2 separate regions of the Mus musculus genome follow, and region 1 is linked to region 2. The links are chromatin loops, found by intact Hi-C in ENCODE. Cell type or tissue: left cerebral cortex. All regions are shown on one strand.

What was found. Peaks named below come from ENCODE experiments on the same cell type or tissue, not always from the same donor. Only the 100,000 strongest peaks of a DNase experiment are listed, where the experiment ranks them.
Region 1: it touches region 2 in a loop (2.0-fold over the local background); 5 of 42 quality-filtered maps call a loop at or near these places.

Annotation. Positions count from the first base shown.
Region 1 is chr4:114,897,857-114,902,856 of GRCm38, reverse strand. It overlaps Gm33655 (a long non-coding RNA gene), which reads left to right. Exons shown (of 4, transcript XR_003955095.1): 1 at 1-173. Among named protein-coding and RNA genes, the nearest start is that of Gm33655, 3.6 kb to the left of the region's middle. In left cerebral cortex, a CTCF peak has its summit at 4,819 (motif pointing right); DNase peaks (open chromatin) are centred at 1,966 and 4,798.
Region 2 is chr4:114,686,304-114,691,303 of GRCm38, reverse strand. The region is part of intron 1 of Gm33655 (a long non-coding RNA gene); the gene reads left to right. Among named protein-coding and RNA genes, the nearest start is that of Gm12829, 8.5 kb to the right of the region's middle. In left cerebral cortex, a CTCF peak has its summit at 2,130; no DNase peak of the experiment used is centred here.

The sequences.
Region 1 (5,000 bases), 210 kb before region 2:
CGACGGTCCTTGCAAGAGAAAGAGAGAAAAGATTTGGAGTGCGGAGCGTGCCTCCTAAGCTTGCGGCTTATGAAACGGTGGGAGGAGGCGGTGTGCCTTGGTCTTCACGGACGGGATTCGGCGTTTCCTCCCAACCCTGCGCTTTCCACGGAAGAGAGGCGAGGAGAGTTTGGGTTTGTGTCTAAATTATTTCCATGCATAGTTCAAAAGGCAGTTTAGGCTGGGGCCTGGGAGGCGTCCGGGAGGGCTAACCAGGACGGTGAGACCCAGCCCATGTTTGTCCCTGGGGCTGGAACTGTGAGGTTTCTGGAGAGACTTAAAGGTGGGCAAGGGTGGGTGGGAGGGAGATTGCGGTCCCTTAAGCGTTCAAATATCAATGTTTGAGAACAAACAAATGACTGGAGTTTGGAGCTAGCGCTTCTGAATTTTATTTTTAAAGGCTGGCATAGATGTGCACCAATAGAGAGCTCTATAAGAAAGACAGAGGTCCCGGGGCTCTGGTTTTGAGAACGAATTTTTCCGCGGGCTGGATGGAGGGCGCGCCGCGCCATGGGGCGGAGCGGGCACCGCCTCCTTCCAGCCCGCGCTGCACTGCTACACCACCGCAGCCGCGCTAGACCTGGGAGGCTTGGGTCAGCCCGAGAAGGAAGGCTTCTGCTTTGAGTTCGGCTGCTGGCCACCTCCTCGGGATTGTTTCCAACCATCGTTGGGCTCAGTGCTCTGTGCAGGGGTCCCTTCCCAACTTGGTCTTTTCGCTCCACGCGGACTCGAGCAGAAATGGCTCGCAGTCGCTGCTCCGCGCGTTTCTCCATCAGCTGGGTTTTCCTCCCGGTAAACCTTTCTCCATGTTCACTTTCCCTTCTCATTGTTGGTCTAAATTTCGTGGTCCGAGAGGAACTCCGTCGGTGGGAGTCTTCATCACCCTTCTATCCCTGCCCAATCTTTCGTAGACCCTAGAATCTCGGTAAACCCGCACTAGACTCGGCTGTGTGCACAACTGGGAAGGATGCACTCGGTCTCGGATGTTGGGGTTCTGCGAGTTTCAGCAACAGCAGGGTCTGCTCAGTTTCCTCGGAAGGTGGAAATTGTCTCAGGGTTGGCTCACCCTGGGTTACTTTTGTCTATTGAGGCTGAAATATCTTTGGAATTGGGGTTCCATGAATCTTGCTTGGGACTGGAGAGAACGAATTCTTCAGTGGGGCAACAAAACATTTAAACCCATCCTTTCCTAAAACTAATTGCGGACCTGAGAAGTGTATTTCCATTTATCGGTGTAGGAACTGCCAGTGTGCGTGTTTGGGAGTGGAGTGGGTACGGCGTGTTCGGAGCCTTGAGGACACTGGAGTGGACTTTATTGTTCGAATTAATTAGCCTACGGTAACCGAAGACCCTTACTTTGAGGCCCCCTCCTCCAGCAGGTGTCGGTGCGGAGCGGACTTCAGGGCTTCCCATTCAGATGTAGATGCGCTGGGCTCCTCTGGGAGTAGGGAGCCCACCCCTATACCCTCCTTCTAACTTAGTTTCCCGCCTGTCAGTCTCTTCTGTGCCCTTTGGTTTTATGTCGCACCTGCAGGTTACTCTCACATTCTTCAATCTTTTGGGAATGATTACCGCTTTTTTATATTAAAGAGAGACGCTGGAGGGGCGATAGTTTAAATTAGCCTCGGACCCAAACTTCTGGAGCTAAAGGGTTCTGAGAGCGGAGCTGAAAGGACCAGTCCGAGGTCATCGAGTAGAATTAGCCGCGGACCTGGGAAGAGATGTCAAGGACCTGGAAAACCAGAGTGGATACTGGTGTCCGACGCTGTGGTGGGCCAGCTTTGTGTCAATTCATCGCCGTCCTGGCCTCCTCGGCCAGCCCTGCTTTGCACCGGAGGGTCTAGAATCATTGATAGGGTGTGTTTGCACACCCACCACTCCTCAACATAGCATGAAAAGAACAAGTAAATTAGGCACGCCTTTAATCGCAGTGCTCCGGAGGCAGAGGCAGATGGATTTCTGAGTCATAGTAAGAGGCAGATGGATTTCTGAGTCTGGTAAACAAAGTGATTTCCAAGCAAGCTAGGGCTACATAGTGAGACTCTTAAAACAAAACGAACCAAAACAAAAACCAAATCAAACCAATCCAAATCAATAAGCATATAGATTTCGAAGCAACTTCTAGGTGAGCTCTGATGTGCAATCTCTCCTGCCCCCCACCCCCATTCGAGTTGGATTAAAGATGTAATAGGTATGTATGTAGCGTTTGTTTGGGGGAGGGTATGTGATCTTTTCTGTTGATGGGGTTAGATATGCATTCTGCTCCCCCTTGCTCCTGTGCTTACAAGCATTTGTTAATTTGCATATGCTAATGGAGATGTTTGTGACCCTTTTCAGTGTGCCTCATGAGTGTGGAGAATGAAAGTCCTTGGAGGACTTGGCAGAGACTGGAAATAATGTGGGTAGAGCGAGTTGGGGTAGAATGGTGGTTCGGCCCTTTATTCCCTAGACCTGTTTATCTTCTCCCACTTTCCTCCCCAGATGCAGACAAAGCTAGAGATCTGGAGCGTGGAGCAAAACTGCCGAAGGCACTATGATTTGGTCTGCAGAGGAGCAGGTTGACTTTCTTCTTAGGCTTGCCCATAATGGGCAGTTGTTATATCTTACTTGGACTCTAGGTCCTGATTGTTCCAAGTTAGCTAACAGGTACCATTGTCCAGCCTCTGTCTGTCTCCCATGCAGGGCTGCCAGACAGCCTCCTGTACTCCATCCTGTATAGAACTTGGCTAGACGTCTTGGTGTCTTGGGAGCTTCTGCTTTCATTCTCAGGAAACTGTCTTTCTGTGTCAAAGGTGAGTGCAGTCAGCACAGCCGCTAGAGCTTACAAAGGAGCCCAGGCTGACTCTTGCTGTGGAAACAGGTCTAGACAGTGAAGGGAGGATGGCGACCAGAGTTTGAGTAAAGATGCTTGGCAGCATCCTGGGATCTACAGGTGAATCCTGCACTCTCTATAAATCAGCTTAGACAAAGTACTCACCTGGATATTATGAAGAAATTTAAACTTCTTCAACTGCCCTTAAATGCCCGGGAAGTCCCAAGATGCTGGGTTATTGTTGCCTTTAAATTCTTTCTCCTCACAGTCAGGATGTGAGGAAGAGTAAAACAGTCAGCAATTCTGGAAAACCAAGATGAGATAAATTGCCTTTAGGTGAACAAGGTGCGGATGGCAGGAGAGAGGAGTGCAGGTGAGCAAAATGCTGCCCCACCCTGGCATTGGGGAGAAGCCACATCCTCTACCTTGTTAGAGGGGAGAAGATGTGATCACCATTTGCCATCCAGTCCGTTTCTTTCCTGCTAGCCATTGGAGATACTGGCTTCCTTTCCCCTCTATTCTCCCAGTTAGATGAATCCCACTGACTCCAATTCTGCTGGACCACCTAGGTGCTCCAAGCTTTGCCTCACCCTATGTCCAACCTTTCAAAAAGTGGGGGATAAAAATGGCCCTGGCTGTAATCATTGTTTCTTGGGTTGGATGTACTTGCTGGTGTGTGTGTGTGTGTGTGTGTGTGTGTGTGTGTGTGTGTGTGTGTTATCTCATATAGTACTAGGAATTCTGACTTATACTCAGCCTATGAGTGTCTAGTAAGTAGGCTTTAGTTTTCTTTCTCTCTCTTCCGGGGGCTTCATCTTAGCATCCACTGTGATGATGGCTATCTATACTAGGGGTAGATAAGAGAGAAAAAAGGATTCCCAGTTCTGGCAATGGTGCTGACTCTTTTGACGTTAGACGAAGACTTCTTACAAGGCCTCAGTTTATTTGTTTGAACAGAGTTGGAATAAGTCAGATCCTGATTTCTGCTATGGGGGTCAGTGGCTGTGTCTTAGCTCTTCTCTTCTGGCAGGCTTAACAGTCTTTTTTCCAAGCCAAATTTTCTTAATGCAGTGAGGATGTAGGGTCTGACTGTGCTGGACTCTGCAGAAAATCTTGGCAGCACCTGTGCCCAGAGGTACAGCAAGCGAGGAGAGAGTGGCTCACTTCCTTTCTTGGTGGTATGGTACTTTTATGTGGGACCCTGGGTTTTCTTCTCCCTTGGCAGAGCCCTAAAGAGTTGAGCAGGACTGAGTGGAAGCCGTGGTCCCCAAGGAGGACTGAGTCTGTCTGCGATGTGGAGGAGTGGTCACCTGGCAGTCCTTGAACTCAACACCAACCATGAACTCTACAGCAGTGCAAAGTGTGAATGGGAGTCTCTGCTCACACTGGGCTTTCTATACACGCCCCAAGCCTCTTCTTTCCCAAAGCCCAGCCAGGATGTGAATGAGGAGGGGTCCTTCCAGAAACACATGGGTCAGGATGAACATCAGAGAAGAGCCATTCCAAAGCCTGGGAAGGGAAGTGGGTATGACCCGATTCTTTCACAAAGTCTTCACTGAAACCAAACTTGAGAACTTAAGTTTTCCTCACCTTTTAAGAGGAAGGGTGGGACTCTCAGAGACTAGTTGGCAGAGAGGGTGTCTGTGCCCAGATCCAGGGGAGTAGGCTGTGTGTGGCCTGGCCATATGACTCTACCTGTGGCTTGTATCATAGATTAGCGGTGGCAGATTCCAAGTCTCAGATGTGCTCCAGCATCTAAATTGTGTTCTGTGAGAAGGAGTCCCAAAGATGTGTGCAAGAATCTTTGGTACCAATGCAGTTCCTGAAGGGTCCAGGGTCTGAGTGGGCTCTTTCCCTCCTCCAACTGTGAGAGACATAGAGAGTAGAGCCTCAGAGCTAAGGCTCCTGAAGCCCTGCCTGGCAGAGATCCAAGTGCTTACTGGCCAAGCCCAGCCACCTGGGGGCGCCGATGGCCCCAAAGTCCAGGAGCATACCCTGTTCACTGAGGACTTCCCGTGCTAACAGAGATAACCCTCCTAATGGTGGTGACCCTGCTTCACCTCAGAATGCCCTTCCTCGGGAGGATGATTCTGTAATCCAGGAGGACCCTGCCCCAAAGTCAATGACCTAGTTCTAAAAAGGGATGACC
Region 2 (5,000 bases):
CATGAGCCAAAATAAATCTTTCCTCTCTTGTTTCTGACTGATATTTTAATCATAATGACACAAAAGTAAATAATGTGGGCTTCATCATAAGGATTTGGAGGTGGGGTATATGATCCCATAGTGGGGAACTTGCCTCTGGGCCAGATAGACACAGCAATCAGAAATTAAAGTGGTTCCACCACAACTGGGTTATGAACAACCTGAAAGGGTATGAAAGACAGTAGGAAATACCAGAGAAAGATGTTTGAACAGGGAGGAGTCTCCACAGACAGACGCCTGTCTTGGCTAACGGCGCGAGCAGGGGTCAGGTCAATTCCATATCTCCGGGATCCCCACAGGGCCTGGCTCAGAACGAGGCTATATGTGCACTGCTGAGGGGCAGAGAAGGGGCTAGATGAGACTGGAGCGCCCTTGGATTGGGCTGAGGAGGCCAAGTTCTTACGTGGAAGACTCTGGAGGATGGGAGAGGAGGAAGCAGCCCTGCCTAGATGCCTGGGTAGTCATGAACATGGGGATGGCCTGGCAAGAACCTGGAGTGCTATTCAGGGAAGGGAGAGAACGTCAGGTGGGGGAAAGAATGGGAGAGCCGAGGGCTGAACAGTAGGGCTGTATGACGGTGTGCCCCTTCTGAGAATAAAGGATAAAGTAGGAGGAGTTCCTCATAATTGCTGTGAGGATTAAGTGAAGTCATGTATGTAAAATGTTTAACATAATGCCTGGCATGTAGTAAATTCTTAATCAATGCCAGCTAATGTCACAACTCTCTTGTTTTCCTTCTGGAAAACCCCCAGAATTGCTGAGAGGATTAAATGTGGTCACATATATAAAATGCTTAGCGTATTGCCTGGCATATAGTAAGTGCCCAATCAGTGCCAGCTAGTGTTGTCATGACTGGCAAATTCCAGCTGGAAAACACACATACTGTATCCCTGAGTCAGTCTTGGCTCTGCTTCTCCTACACACACACACACACACACACACACACACACACACACACACACACACACAGAGAGAGAGAGAGAGAGTCAGAGTCACACCTATCCAATCACCAAGTTCCTCTCTTCTCAGCCCTGACATCTCTTACTTACACTTCTTTCTTGATAAAAGTATGGAGACCAGGAACCGAATGAAGCTGCTTCAACTGTAGCCCAAGCTAGCTAGACCCCTGTGGGCTCTGTAGAGTCTGGCTCCCTGGAACAGTCCCCTGTGTCTGCTCTGCCCATCTGAGCTCTTCAGAGCAGCCTTGCCCTGCTCCTGTGGATGTCCCAGCTCCTGCCAAGGCCTGTCCTAGATGAATCTTGGGGTGGGCTGGGAACAACTGCATAGAATCCTGATGAGGAACTGGTCCCAGTTTTACACTCAAGGGAGTGGAGGAGAGATTTGGTCTGGGAGGAGCTTAACTAAATGGCCTTTAAGGCCTTCTCCAACTCCAGAATTCTTGGATTGAATCTCCAGCAGGGAAGAGGCAATGCTTTGGTTCCACAGCGCTTGTACTTACTCTATGTGGGTATATGTAGGACACTGCTCTTCACAGTGAGTGGCAGTATCATGATTGGCAGAGGAGATGCCAAGGCCTATGGAAGCCAGAGCAATGGGCCCTTGCCCATCGTGTTCCAGAAGATTCTTTCCGTGTTCCGGGCCCTATGCATTGGAAAACCACCTTCTGGTAGAACTCTGACGGGGTGGAGGTGTGTGAGAACTGTGCTTCTCCATCTATGACCTCAGGTAGTGGTATAGGCGACTGAGCGTTATTCTTAAAAATGCTTGTATTACATTTATTGATTTGTATCTGTGTGTGCGTATGTTCATGGAATGCGTGCCATGGCACAAGTGTGTGGGTCAGAGAACCAATGATTTTCAAAAGCTGGTTCTCTCCTCCTCCTTTGTGAGTCCTGGGGATCAAACACAGGTTGTCAGGCTTAGTGACAAATGCTTTTATCAGCTGAGCTATCTCTCTCTGGTGCCATGACTGAGTTTTAAATGTAATCGAAAGACACATTGGGCAGAATACTGGGTGTTCAGATCCGGTGCATCCTGTATCCCGTATCCTGTATCCACAGCAGAAGATTATGTAGGCCAGGGTTGCATTAGGCGCTTTCTTTTCTTACCATGTAGTTCCACAATCTCACAGGGAGGGGGCGCTCCAAGGCTGGCCAGGTAAGCTTACTGTGTGACTTTTGATAAATCTCTCCACTTCTCTGGGCTAGTTCATCAATAAAAAGAGAGGACAGACTATTAGGCTTTAAAAAGAAGTAAAGACAGAATCTAGGACCTGGATTTTCTTGAAGGAGGGGAAAGGAAGTCTTCACTCATTGTTCCCCTTGTCCTTCGTTCCCTTGGTTGACCCCAACCTTCCACCACCCAGAGCACAGCTCCCAGCGACCTGAAGAACTTTTGTATTTACCGCTTAGCACTTGCTGTACGCGGCTCCGGCCTTCTTTAGAAGCCTTTTCTTTACGAGTTTATTTTGGCTTGTGCTGAGCATTCATAAAATTCCTAGGGAACTGGAGGTTCAAAAGTCGGGCTTGTGGAAGGAGTAGGTGGGAGGGGGTGGGAACAGCAGAGAGGGGCGAGGCAGGGCCAGCCCTGGGAAGCTGGAGGAAGAGGCAGTTTTCCATTCTCCACTCGGGCCCCGCTGGCCGCTTGTGAGTCTTGGGTCTTCTGGGTCGTGAAAGGGGAGAAGGGGTGAAGGAGAGAGAGGTGTGGGGGAGCTTGTGGGAGGAACTGTGGGCCTGGGAGGGCTGGGATCTTCCCACCCACAGCAGAGCAGTTTCTGATAGGAGTCCCGCTGGCTTGTCCTGGGTTTTCTTGTCATTCATCTCCTCCTTGGACAGGGGCTCCTCTGCAGGTTGGAGGCAAGGATGAACGCCTGAGCCTAGGGCATATGAAACAAATTAGGTCTCCGTTACAGCCACCCAGAGGCGGGTGATGGATGGGGCCTGTGCTCTCAGCAAAGCTAATTGGCAACACACAGAGACATCCAAGAAAGTATATTATTTTGCCAGACTTTGGAGTCACTGGTCGCCGCGCCCCCCGCCCGTTATTTTTCTTTTTTTCTTTTTATTGTTAGAACATTATACAGCCAGAGATGAAAAGCACGGTGAAAGTTTTCAATCTAATAAAAAGCATTGACTGCAGAGCAAAAATAACGCACACAGAAGAGTTTGTTTTGGATCTAGGTTTTACTAATGTCCCCTCATTACAAAATGGTTCCAGTTACAAAACAATTCAGAGACTGCCACATTAATAAACAGCTTGTCTTTCTGAAGGGTCAGGGAGTGCATGGGCGCGTGCACACGCGTACACACACACACACACACACACAGGTGCATGAATGCCCACATGATCAGTGATTCCAGAAGAAGGAGCTTGGTACAAATTGCAAATTGCACTTACACCTTGGTAAAGAAGAAAAGCCTCCAGACTGAGATGGGGCAAAGCACCTGAAGTTTATTCAGGCTCACCTGATCCAAGAATTCTAAATAATGTGCGAACTGTAGCCAGCTGGAATCCACATGGTATTCTAGATCTCACTTTCCTTAAGTTTTTTTTTGTTGTTGTTGATGTTTTGGTTTGGTTTGGTTTTTTGTTTGTTTGTTTGTTTGTTTGTTTTTGGTTTCAGTGTCCTCTGAGGATCTCAGGATTTCTCTAGTAAATCCTGGGCACTTATTATTTGTTCTCAAGTATTCTTCTCTTTTTTTTTTCTGTAGGAAATAGTTACTAGATCTAATATTGATCAGCAATGGAAAGATTCCAAACCGGAGTTAGAACCCGACAAGCTGGGAGCTGTGCTTTGCACATCCCTGTAAAAGAGTAACTAGTCATAGGATCCACTGGGGCATTTGCAAGACAGCCAAATGAGCGCATCGTAGGGTGGGCAGGTGGTGATGATGTTTCTGATCAGTGGCTTCTAAATGACCTTCACATTTGCAAAGTGCTGGTCAGTGAATCTGCCCCCACACTAGTCCCCAAACAGTTATTTTTACTGTCACTGCTCATTTTCACCCAAGTGCTTGCTTATTCGATTGCTTTGTTTTCTGCCCCCACAACTGGAGTTTTCACTAGGGAGGAAATAGAACTCTGCTTGCTTTTGTAGATGGCTTGGGCTCTGGGGCTCCTAGGGCTCCTAGCCTGACTGGTCAGTTTGGGGAAGTCTCAGCATATCTTCATAAGTCAGCTTAGGGAAGCAGATCACAGACCTGAGGCTAGTCCCTGCCTCTGTGGTGGTGGGATAGGGGTTTTGTTCTGCAGGGCACATTTGGAAGCTGGTTGTACTCTATCTGTGGCACCCCACTATATCTGATCCCCACTATATCTGATCCCTAACTCTGCCATGTGTACTGGGATGAGAGTCAGGACATACACATGGAGCCAGGGTTCCAGAGCCTCTGTTCCACCAGTCTGCTCAGCATTGGCTTGAAATGGGGTTAGTTTCTCAAATGGACAAGGGGAAGGGAACGAATGTATCTTCTCTCTGCAGTGGCTCCGGGTCCTGCTCTGGTCTGCCCTTCCCTTCCCCGAAGCCTTGATGTCCACATGAAATTTTTTTTTTAAAGGACAAAATTTCTAGTGTTGGGTCTGGGCCTAGTTTTTCAGGGAACACTGAATTGCCCATCTCTGCACAACTGAAGGACCCAGAGGTTCGTTCTGGCCACTCATTCTACCTCCTATCTCTGCTACATACCCCTAGAGCCTTGGCTGGCCCCGCCTGGTAGTGACCACTGCCCGCTGCTCTCTCCTTTCCACCTTCCCAAGGCCTGGATGGCCTTTGAGTAAACAGATAGCCCAGCGAGGTGTGTGATCAATTAGCTTTGCTGAAAATACAATCATTTTGTTATTCCAAGCTGATGAGGAGGCCTCTTCGGCTTGCTCTCCCAGCCTCCACATGCCAATCAGCCCGTGTCACCGATATAATTTTCCACATAAACACAACCTTTGTGCAACATCTACTCTTGTAAATAGATGTAATTCCCTAACCAAATAGCGCACTTGGAGGGGAA